2 separate regions of the Mus musculus genome follow, and region 2 is linked to region 1. Evidence: chromatin loops called from intact Hi-C (ENCODE). Cell type or tissue: left cerebral cortex. All regions are shown on one strand. Region 1 has its middle 38 kb from the start of Gm31508. Region 2 overlaps Gm31508 (predicted gene, 31508).

Region 1 (5,000 bases):
GGTTTTCAGCCCCCAAAGCTGCCAGCTGGTTGCATCCTTTTCTGAAGCTTGGCCACTCTTGCACCTACTTTAGCAATGTGTGCTCCTGCACCTACCTTGTTATTCATCCTACTACCCACTAGCACCTACTCGGTATCTACGCTAGTATCTACTCCCAGTGCCTACCTACCTCAGCATCTACCTTAGTACCTAGCCTAAAATCTATACCCCAGTACCTACCCTAATATACCTCAGTACCCACCCCAGAACCTACTTTATTATCTATGTTAGTAACTGCCTGAATACTTACACTAGTACTCACCCTAATATCTATACCCCAGTACCTACCCTAATATACCTCAGTACCCACCCCAGAACCTACTTTATTATCTATGTTAGTAACTGCCTGAATACTTACACTAGTACTCACCCTAATATCTATACCCCAGTACCTACTCTGCTCCAGCTTTTTACAAAAATACAGCAAAAAAGGAAGTTCCCTGTTAAGAGTGCCAGGTTTGCCTCCAGGATGCACTGCCCACATGCTGCTGCCCCTACAAAATGCAAGCAGTATATCCCAACACCTATCTCAGTACCTACTTTATTATCCATACGCAGTACCTGCCTAAATATCTACCCCAGAATCTACCCTAATGTACCCCAGTGCATCCCCCCAACAGCTACCCTAATACCTATACTCCCGTATCTACTCTAGTATACCTGATGCATATGCTGCAGTATCCACCCCACTCAGAACCTGCTCCTATGCCCCTTGAGTCCCCGAAAGGCCAGCAGCCAAGACATGGAAAAGCACTGAGCCTTAGGGTCGAGCAGGCTGGCTGCTGCTGCTGTGCCTTAGCTGACCTCAAACCCCTGGAGCTTCACCAGTAAAGGCTAGAAGACTGCTGCCGAGAACACCCTGAGACCAACAGGAATCAGGAAATGACCATTCAGGTGAACGCAGTGGGGACTCCACAGTCAGACGGGCTGAAGGCAACAGTATAACCTGGGTACCTCAAGGCCATGCAGCTGTCCTGACCAGCACTGGGACAGTGCTGAGTGACTGGCATTGTGTGCTTGCTGGTACCTCAGGAGTGCAGAGCACCAAGGGTGAGCTCATGTGCCACAGCATCACTTACCATGACAGCTGGGCATGGATCACTAGGTGCAACTGTCACACAGCAAGAAGAGATGAGAGAGGTGAGCTGCAGGTGGGGTGATTTGCCCAAGTGCTCGTAGCTCCAGCTCTCTGTGTAATTGGTCTGGAAGGCTTTTAACAATTATTGATAGCTGCAGACCTCAAGAGTAGCTCAGTTATTTTCTGCATCGAAGCAGCGACCAAGCCAGCCCAGCAAGTACAGCCCCTTAAATTCTGAGACCATGGTGGGGGTTGGTGGGTGTCCTGACAAATGCGTGCTCGGTCACACACAGCTATTTTGCACAGCACTACACAGGACCAGAGGGTGGTCTGCACTGACCTTGGGGAACCCTGACCAATGTGGGCCTCCGTGGCATTTGTGTCGAAGGGCAATGCCCCCACAAAAGCCATTCCTCAGCAGGCGATGAGGCACTGCACCAAGGAACTGCCAGGCATGAGCGGGAGGAACTAAGAATTATGACCACACCTGGTTTTAAATCACAGCTTGGCGACAGGCACTCCAACAGTGATCCATGAGCTGCGGCACAGGTCTGCATGGCATGGCCTGTGGTTAATCTGTGTGAGCTGGTGACCTGGATAGAGGCAGGGTGCTGCCTCCTCTGCTGAGCTGCTGCTGGAGCTGTAGGACTGGCTCTGCTCAGGAGAGAACTAAGACACGGATGTCCTTCCATGGTAACCTCATGATGCTTTCTTTGCAACAAAAGCCAACAATCAGAATCAGATGCTTAAGGTCTAGGAGATCAGTGCAGGCCTATCCTGACAGCCCTGCCTATGGGGGCACTGAGGCTGGCCATGTAGTTGGCTCTGATGGGCAGGCAGCGTGGTGCTATATGGTCAAGGAGCTCACTCAGACTGTTTCACCATGCCTGGCACGCCCACAGTTGTCACCCAAGAGCCAAAGTGCATCCTGGCCACGTGTGTGCCTGTCACAGGCTGTTGTCTCCTTCGGCGGAGGCAAACACCCAAGTGAACAGAACGGGGACTGTGATTTCATTTCACAAGCAAGGAGACGCCTCCTACGCATCTCTGAGCTTATCTGAGCGGCAGGCTCCAGACCAGCAAATTGCCGCCCACCTACACACTCTGCACTTCCTCGGGGACTGAGTGAGAAGGCTCTTTGAGAAACAGATTCGGGATCTGCTCTTCCTCCAGGATGATGTTCATTCCTCTTGGGGAAGCTCATCAACTTCTATATACTGAGGAAGGGCTGGGGGCCTCTGGCATCAACTATTCAAACATCCCTAGGAGAGGGAGCCCACCTGTGCATCTTATAAGCCTCTCAAACTTCCCTGAAGGGGATGGCTTGCCCCTTCCCCACCAGTGCCACCAGCAAGCACACCACAGATAATGATTCACTATTCCTCCACTCTCCTACCCAGCTCTGTACCTCTGCCTGTGCACCCTATAAGCCGGGCACCACGCTGCTAGCAATATCCCTTAGTCCAGGCGACATCTGAATGTGCTTTAAGATAACTTTTAGCAACCTGACCCAGAGCAGAACACCCAAGCTTCCCAGTTGCTCCTGTGGCCCATCTTAAGTCCACACTGGTACAGGGCCCTGCCTGGGTGTGTATCTCAGCTCCCAGGTGCCTCCCACCCTGTTGCCTGTGTGTATGAAGGATGATGCAGTATTGGCCAAATGAGTCTGGCTGACCTTTCAAATCACGCTCCTCTCCTCCACCCTAAACTTCTTTTATCCATTATTTACTCACTTTACATCCTGACCACAGCTTCCACTCTGTCCTCTCCTCCCAGTCCCACTCTCATACTCCTCCCCCACCTCCAATCCCCCTCCTCAGGGCTCTGTTGACACAAACCTGCTGTTTGCCTCCCAGCCTCAGTAGCCTCAGCAACAGTCCATCAGGTACCACTGAGGCCTGCCTCACTAAAGGCATCCACATTGTTCTTACTTAGTCTAGCAGAGCCCAGTGTCCCTCAGTCTGGTAGGCTCAGGCCTCTGAGGGCATCTGTGAGCAAGGTGTACACAGCAGCTTCAGCATAGGCCCTCATGCCAGCTTCCATCTGAAACCCTTAAGTGCAATGCCATCATGGTTGACAGATGAACCTCTTACGTAGATAAAGACACCCAAACCTAAGGGTTATGGAACCCATATTGCTGCCCTGAGAAGCGGCATGCCCACCCCTCTCCCAGCAGAGACCCGATGAGCCAGCCTAAAATCCCACACACCAGGTCTTGTTCAGATTCATTCATGCTGGCCCTACTTTCCTCTCTTACGCCCTGGCCCAGAAGACTCCCTCCATTGACTGACTCTTCTTGGTTCTTCCTGACCACTCCCTTTTCTGTGATGGATGGCTACTGCCCTGACCTGCAGAAGCTCTGGTCCCAGAGATGACAGATACGGTACATGGCTTGTCTTCCTCTCCCTTTCCCAGCATGGGACATCAGAAGCTCTGGGCAGGGCTGTGTGGGGGAAAGGCTTTCCCGACAAGGAGACACTGGTCTTGGGGACAGAATTCAGAGGCACTCTTGTAGATCTGTCTGTGATAGTGAGGAGACCAGGGAAGCTGGTGTGGTGTGTGTGTTTGTGTCTGTGTTGGGAAGGCTTTGGCGGGGGGGCTCAGATGTGGATGAAGGGGTCTGTATGCCCTGGAGAGGCCTCAGGGTCCCTTGGTACCTACTGAGTATCAGACCCTCACCCAACAGTATCCTCTCTGCTCCAGATGGGAACCACAGAGTTGGAGATCCTCAAAATGTCAATCATTGAAGAAGACATTTTATACTTTATGAAACTAGATGAAGAAAGATGGCCAAGGTCAGGCCTTCATGGACCTAGCAGCTGACCAAACAGATACCCAACTGCCACACTTCACCCCTGCCCTGCTCTTGTTTGTTCCTTGATTTTCCCAGCCTTCATCCAGCCTGTAGTGGGATTCAGAGTATAAAGCAGTTTTCTCTTTCAGTTGCTTTCTGTACACGGGGTTAGGGCAGGACTAGGGGAGGTCTGGTATGACGGGACCCTGGTGCCATGAGCCGCAGAAGGTCCTAGACCACTCAATAGAAGGCAGGGCTCTGCCGTAGTGGGTAGAGAGAAGGGTTTCCAACTTCCCCATATAACTGTGGCAGCAGCCACACGGGCCATGGGAAGTGTCAGATTAAGGATGGCGACCCTTCTTCTCTGACCTATCAAAGGATATGGCATCTTTCCTGTTCTTCTCCCACTGGCCCCAGACACAGGTATGGCTTCAAGAGGAGCAGTAAGTAGGGGACTTAGTCCTCAGGGAAGCGGTCACAGGACCCAGAAGGAGGCTCCGGGAACTCGAATGTTCTGGGCAGTAGTCCATAAGGTCCAAAGGGATTCCTAATGAGACAGAGAGCAGTGGAGGGGAGTGAGAAGGAACAGACAAGCGAGACCTGGTGTGGATAAAGAAGCATGGCAAAGGGGAAACAGCAGTAAGGGATGCTGGGATGCTGGGATGCTGGGATGCTGGGATGCTGGGATGCTGGGATGCCTGGATGCCTGGATGTCTATATAAAAAGAAGTAAAACCATCCCAAGTGGATCCAGGAAGTAAATGCAGAGCCATGAAACATTCAGAAGAAAACACTGGAGAATATCAGGCAGGTTCAAACCATGAAGAAAGAGGCTAGACAAGTTAGATTTCAACTTCTTTCTTTCTTTTTTTTAATCCCTGTAAGTCATACTGCTCAGCAAGCAACAAGGTGAGGAAAACAGGTTATTTGAAATTACATAGCTGATAAGGAACTTACACCCAAAATAAAGAACTGTCAAAATCAATACTAATTAAACACACAATTAATTACCAACCAACTGAATCTACGGACTCTGCCAAGGAGGACATTAGATGGCTAATGAGTTTGTGAGCTGTGTAGCAGGGGCGAG
Region 2 (5,000 bases), 100 kb before region 1:
TTAAAAGAAAAGATCATTTCTGTTGACTTTTGTTTGTTTGGTGGTAATGGGGGGGTAGGAAGCCTTTTGTTTAGTTTTTGAAATAGGATTTTATTAGGATTTTTTTTACTAGGATTTTATCCTAGGCTAGTCATGTAGCTGAGTACAACCCTTAACTTCTGATCCTATCCCTACTTCCCAAATGCTGGGGTTACAAATGTTAACCCCCATATTTATGCAAGCCTGTGGATCTAACTTAGGCTTCCGTGTATGTAACAAATACTCAACTACGTGAGCTATGACTCCAGATCTGATTTTAGGGGTTTTGAGACAGGACTTTACACGAAAGATTAGGTTGTCTTTGAACTCATGACAGTTCTGACCTCCCCTTCCAGAGAGCTGGGATTACAGAGTACATATGTGAGGCACTGTACTCAGCTCTGGCTTTTCAAATGTGCATTGTTGGTCATGGACTAGAACATGGGAATAGCACTCCCTTTGCCTGTTGGTTTGTTTTAGAATGAGATATCAAGAGGCAGCCCTTTGGCTATAGGAACAACTGTTTCCTCTTTCTCTTCGGAAGCCAGCAGAGAAAACTCAGCACAGAACCAAGGATGGAGAAATTACAGCAAGTAGAAGGGGAGAGAGAGAGTCCACGATGGCCTTGGACTTGTGGGGATGAAGGGTTGCTTGAAGCCTTAGGGAGATTCTGGGTGAAGGAAACAGACTACCGAGTCTGGACTCTCTTCTGGGCATGGGTGCTCTTGCCGAGAGAGCAGATCCTAGAGCCCAGGACAGGACATCCGTACACATGACTGTCTTTGTTACCTACACACAGCAGGATGGCATGGACTATTGGCTACTCCGATACTGCAAAGGCCTTCATTTCTTTTTCCTTTCTTGAAAGGGGCTTTCATGGATCTTAAACTGGCCTCCAACTTACTATGCAGCTGGAGAATGGCCTTGAACATATGATTCTCTCTGCTCCTCTTCCAGGCTCGCGCCACCATGTCTTGTTTACACGGGGCTAGAGAGCAAACCCAAGATTTTATACTTACCTGGCAAGCACCAGTCCCTACTACAGGGACCCATTTCAGCACCTGAATTTCTCAGTTAATGGCTGAGCGCTGGTGACATCTTAACTGAAACCGAGGCTATAGCATGACCAGGGTGGCACATGTCAGCAAAAGGCCTCAAAGAGATGCGCTCCAAGTGTAGCCTGAAGCTGTGTGGGGTGTGGAGGGAGGATTAATGGAGTGCAGAAGAGAGAGGAAAGAGAAGGCAAGCAGAAAAGATGCTGATAGGTAAAGGAAGGAGAGGGGTCAAGACAGAAACCATTGTTTGAAAAGAGAGGAGGCAAAGAAACAAAGGACAGATGCCTAGTAGCAGGTGGGTAGAAACAGGAGGAACTGCCTGAGGAAGGGCTGGCCTGGGTCTGGGTCCGTTCCACTTCCTACACAGGAAGAGGCATCATTGCCCTGTTCTCTGAGTCGGACCTCCCTGCAGAGTAAGCCCTTACTTACTCAGAGAGGGAGGCAGACACACCTCCCTCACCATAAAACCAAGGAGAGAACAGGAACCAGGACAGACAGGCAGCAAGGACAGTCAGACACAGAAGTTCTTGGCTGGCTAGAGCCCTCTCATAGACAGTCATGCTGCAGCAGGGCCTCTGCCCTTGACCCAGGACTCTAAACTCAATGGTGCACATAGGCACCAAGGGGCCCACCCCAAAGGTGTCTAGTACTGTATCTCTGAAACCTCAGTCTGTTGTACGTGTGTGTGTGTGTGTGTGTATGCGCGCGCATGCGCGTGCATGTATGAACATCAATATAATTACTGCTTCTACCCTGAAGAATTTGATTCTGTTTCTCCATCTTAGAAACACTCTAGTCACGCTCCGTAGCCAAGCTCTAGTGCATGGTGAATGAGACATTGCCTGCCCCTGGTGCTGTGTATTGTACAGCACAGCCTGCCACACTGTATGGTAGAGGACACAGTGACTGTGCATGGTGCTGTGTATTGTACAGCAAGCATGCCTGTGCACAGTGCTGTGTTGGACAGCAAAGCCAGTCACACTATACATTGTGCGCAAAAGCTTTTTGGCTTGCTGAAGCATTCCTGATGTGTTTAACCGCAGTTCCACCCCAACTCACCTCCTCCCTCAGCCCGTCTGGTTTCACCTCACCAGTGCATTCACACATCTCCATACACTCTCTATCCCACTTGTACCATGACCTACAAGTCACACCACCCACCTCCAACCCAGCCCCCTCCACCACCTCTCTACCCTCCCCACCTCCACCTACCCTTTACCTTCTGCACCCTTCACTGCACCCTCCCCCACCCACCCACCTGCACCTTAATTCTGCCTGAGCCTGAGCACAGCTCTCATCTCCAGTAAAGAGCTGCTCCCAGCCTCTGGCAGACCATTGTACTTCCTGTTCTCAGTGGCACAGCCCTTATGCCACCGCATTCCAGTCTATGTTATCCTTTGTCCACCCACCCCACCTCCTGTCTCCTCTCCTGTCCACAGAGAGCTCAGGACAGAGACTCTACAAACACCATCAGAGAAGGGCACAGTGGCTTGCCTGCAGGGGGAGCCACAGAGCCACCAGCTCAGACAGGACCCACCAAGGTCCAGCCAGGACACCCCACCAAGAACTGGAGTAGTTTTCTTTTTTCTTCTCATCTTCCAGGTCATCTCCCTGCCCTGCACCAGCAATGCTTTTTGAGAAGAAAGAAATACCGAGTTAACATTCCTTAACAGCAGATGTGCCATCATGTAGAAAATAAAGCTCTCCCTCGGCGCTCTGCGTTGGTGTGCCTCAAACAGTTCATTCTGGAACCTGTCGGTTTCACATGCTCTCTGTTGCCATGGTAATGCTTCAGTTCGAGCTGGGAAACACTGGCACACATTACAAAGGATGGCCCTGAGCCTTGCTCAAAAGTCCTCAAACTGAAATGGAGCCTTTACATGGAAGGCTGAGGCCTCTAATTCAAATGTTGGCTGACAGTGGCAAGCTCAAGGCAAACAGGTGCACACAGAGCTGAAAAGCTGTGGCTTCAGGACTTTTATTTGTCAAAGAACCATTGACCCCATTGCTGGAAATGTTTTCAAGACAGGGTATCTTTCTGCAGCCCAGTCTGGGTTGGAACTCACTATGTAGCCCAGACTGGCTGCAGGCTCTGAACACACTCTCTCTGCCTTTGCCCTACTAGTGCTAGAATTATAGACATGAACCACCATACCCAAACTTAGAAAAGATTTTAACACCTGCTTTGCCCTCTCTGCTTTCAGGCAAGAGGCACTTTATCTCACTATAATGACTTAAGGACCCAGAATCCATAAACATATCTAAATGAAGTCCTTGTGAGCACAGCACAGTAATGCCAGCTCATGGGCATCAGGCTTGGGACCCTGCTTCTCATGAGCTCTCACTAGCATGCCAAGTGTGTGTTCTCTCCCATGTGGAATGATCTCCAGGAATCTCCAAGGACAGCCAAGGAAAGGATAGATGGATGGATAGATAGATAGATAGATAGATAGATAGATAGATAGATAGATGAGAGCTGAGTAGATAGAATGCCAATACACTATGAATCTTGTTAGGTATGGAAGCATAGTCACATTTAAACCTTTTAGTTTTAAAGACACAGACAAAAGCATCTACAGGTGAAACAGGTGTCCGTTATTGACAGTGGTAAGCAGATAGGAGAATCTGATAACATATTGATAATTGTAGGTAAGGATAATGATTAGATTGGTTAATTGTGGTGTCTGTGCCTCTTCAAGTACATTTAAATTTTAAATTTTTTCATAACAAAATTTAAAAGAAAGATAGGAGACACATTAACAAAACCAAATTAAGACTTAGGGACTGTGGAGGAAGAGGGAGTAGAAAGACCTTAAAAACCAGAGATCAAAAAGGACTCTGGTGAAACAGTATTTTTTGGACATAAAAATACCACAGGACTCATGAACTCACAGCACATGTGGCTGTCCGCACAAGACCTGTACAAGAACAAGCCAGTCTGCAAGCTCACAACCTCCCACCTGTAGCTATGGAGCTATTGGCAGTTAATGGCTCCTTGGGAAGGCAGACTCAGTTTTCCTTAAGGGTGTATCTTCTGGTAGGTCCACAACTCTCCAGTGGGTGACCTCAAACCTATGTGAATATAGGGAGCACACACTGGATTCAGTGGGTCAGAGGAGGAGAAAAGGAGGAAAGGAGAGGAAGAGAAGGAAGAGGAGGAGAGGGAGGAGGAGAAACCCATATAAACAAGACTGGATCAGTAGCAGTATTAATGGACATATCAGTGTAAAAGGAAGAAAATTTCACAGGGTTCCACCCCTAGGCAAAGAACTGTAGGCAATTGGGCAATTCTTGACAGCTGGGATGAAAATTAGCCTTTCCAGCAATGAGTGCTTTTATTGGTTGTTCAATACAGAGTGATCAGCCTTGAAACCATATACATACAAGCATCAATGTGCGTGTGTGTGTGTACACAGATGTATATATGCACACACACACACACACACACACACACACACACACACACACACAATATAACCAGAGAGAAAGAGGCGATCATCTTGAGAGTGGGAGGGCATGGGAGGGATTTGAGGAGGATATCTAGAAGAGACTTGAGGGAGGAAAAGAAAAGGGGAAGCTGTATAATTCTATTTCAACTAAACACATTTTTTAAAAATATAAATTTCCCCATGCTTTTCTTGAATCTAATCCCTGGCTAACTCAGCCTTCCTACTTTTGTAACTAGATGCTGTAAACTAGTGGTGTTTAATACTGATTGTCAACTTGGTAGATCTAGAATCACTTCAGAGAGAAACCTTTGACCATGTCTTTAAGATATATATAAGATATATATAGACTGGGTTAACTGAGGTGGGAATACCTATGCTTAGTATGGGCAGCATGTTACACATACTCCATGGCCTGGGGTCCCAGACTGAAGGAAAAGGAGAATGTGAGCTAAGAATCAACAGTCATCTCTGTCTGCTT

Evidence for each region. Hi-C counts contacts between places; a loop is a spot of excess contacts. Peaks named below come from ENCODE experiments on the same cell type or tissue, not always from the same donor. Only the 100,000 strongest peaks of a DNase experiment are listed, where the experiment ranks them.
Region 2: a loop joins it to region 1, with 8 times the contacts of the local background. A loop is called at or near these places in 3 of 42 quality-filtered maps.

The regions. Positions count from the first base shown.
Region 1 is chr12:28,869,628-28,874,627 of GRCm38, reverse strand. No RefSeq gene overlaps it. Among named protein-coding and RNA genes, the nearest start is that of Gm31508, 38 kb to the left of the region's middle. In left cerebral cortex, no CTCF peak of the experiment used is centred here; a DNase peak (open chromatin) is centred at 2,164; H3K27ac peaks cover 3,110 bases.
Region 2 is chr12:28,972,519-28,977,518 of GRCm38, reverse strand. All of the region lies in intron 1 of Gm31508 (predicted gene, 31508), which reads right to left. Among named protein-coding and RNA genes, the nearest start is that of Gm31508, 65 kb to the right of the region's middle. In left cerebral cortex, a CTCF peak has its summit at 2,579 (motif pointing right); DNase peaks (open chromatin) are centred at 2,054 and 2,836; H3K27ac peaks cover 2,913 bases.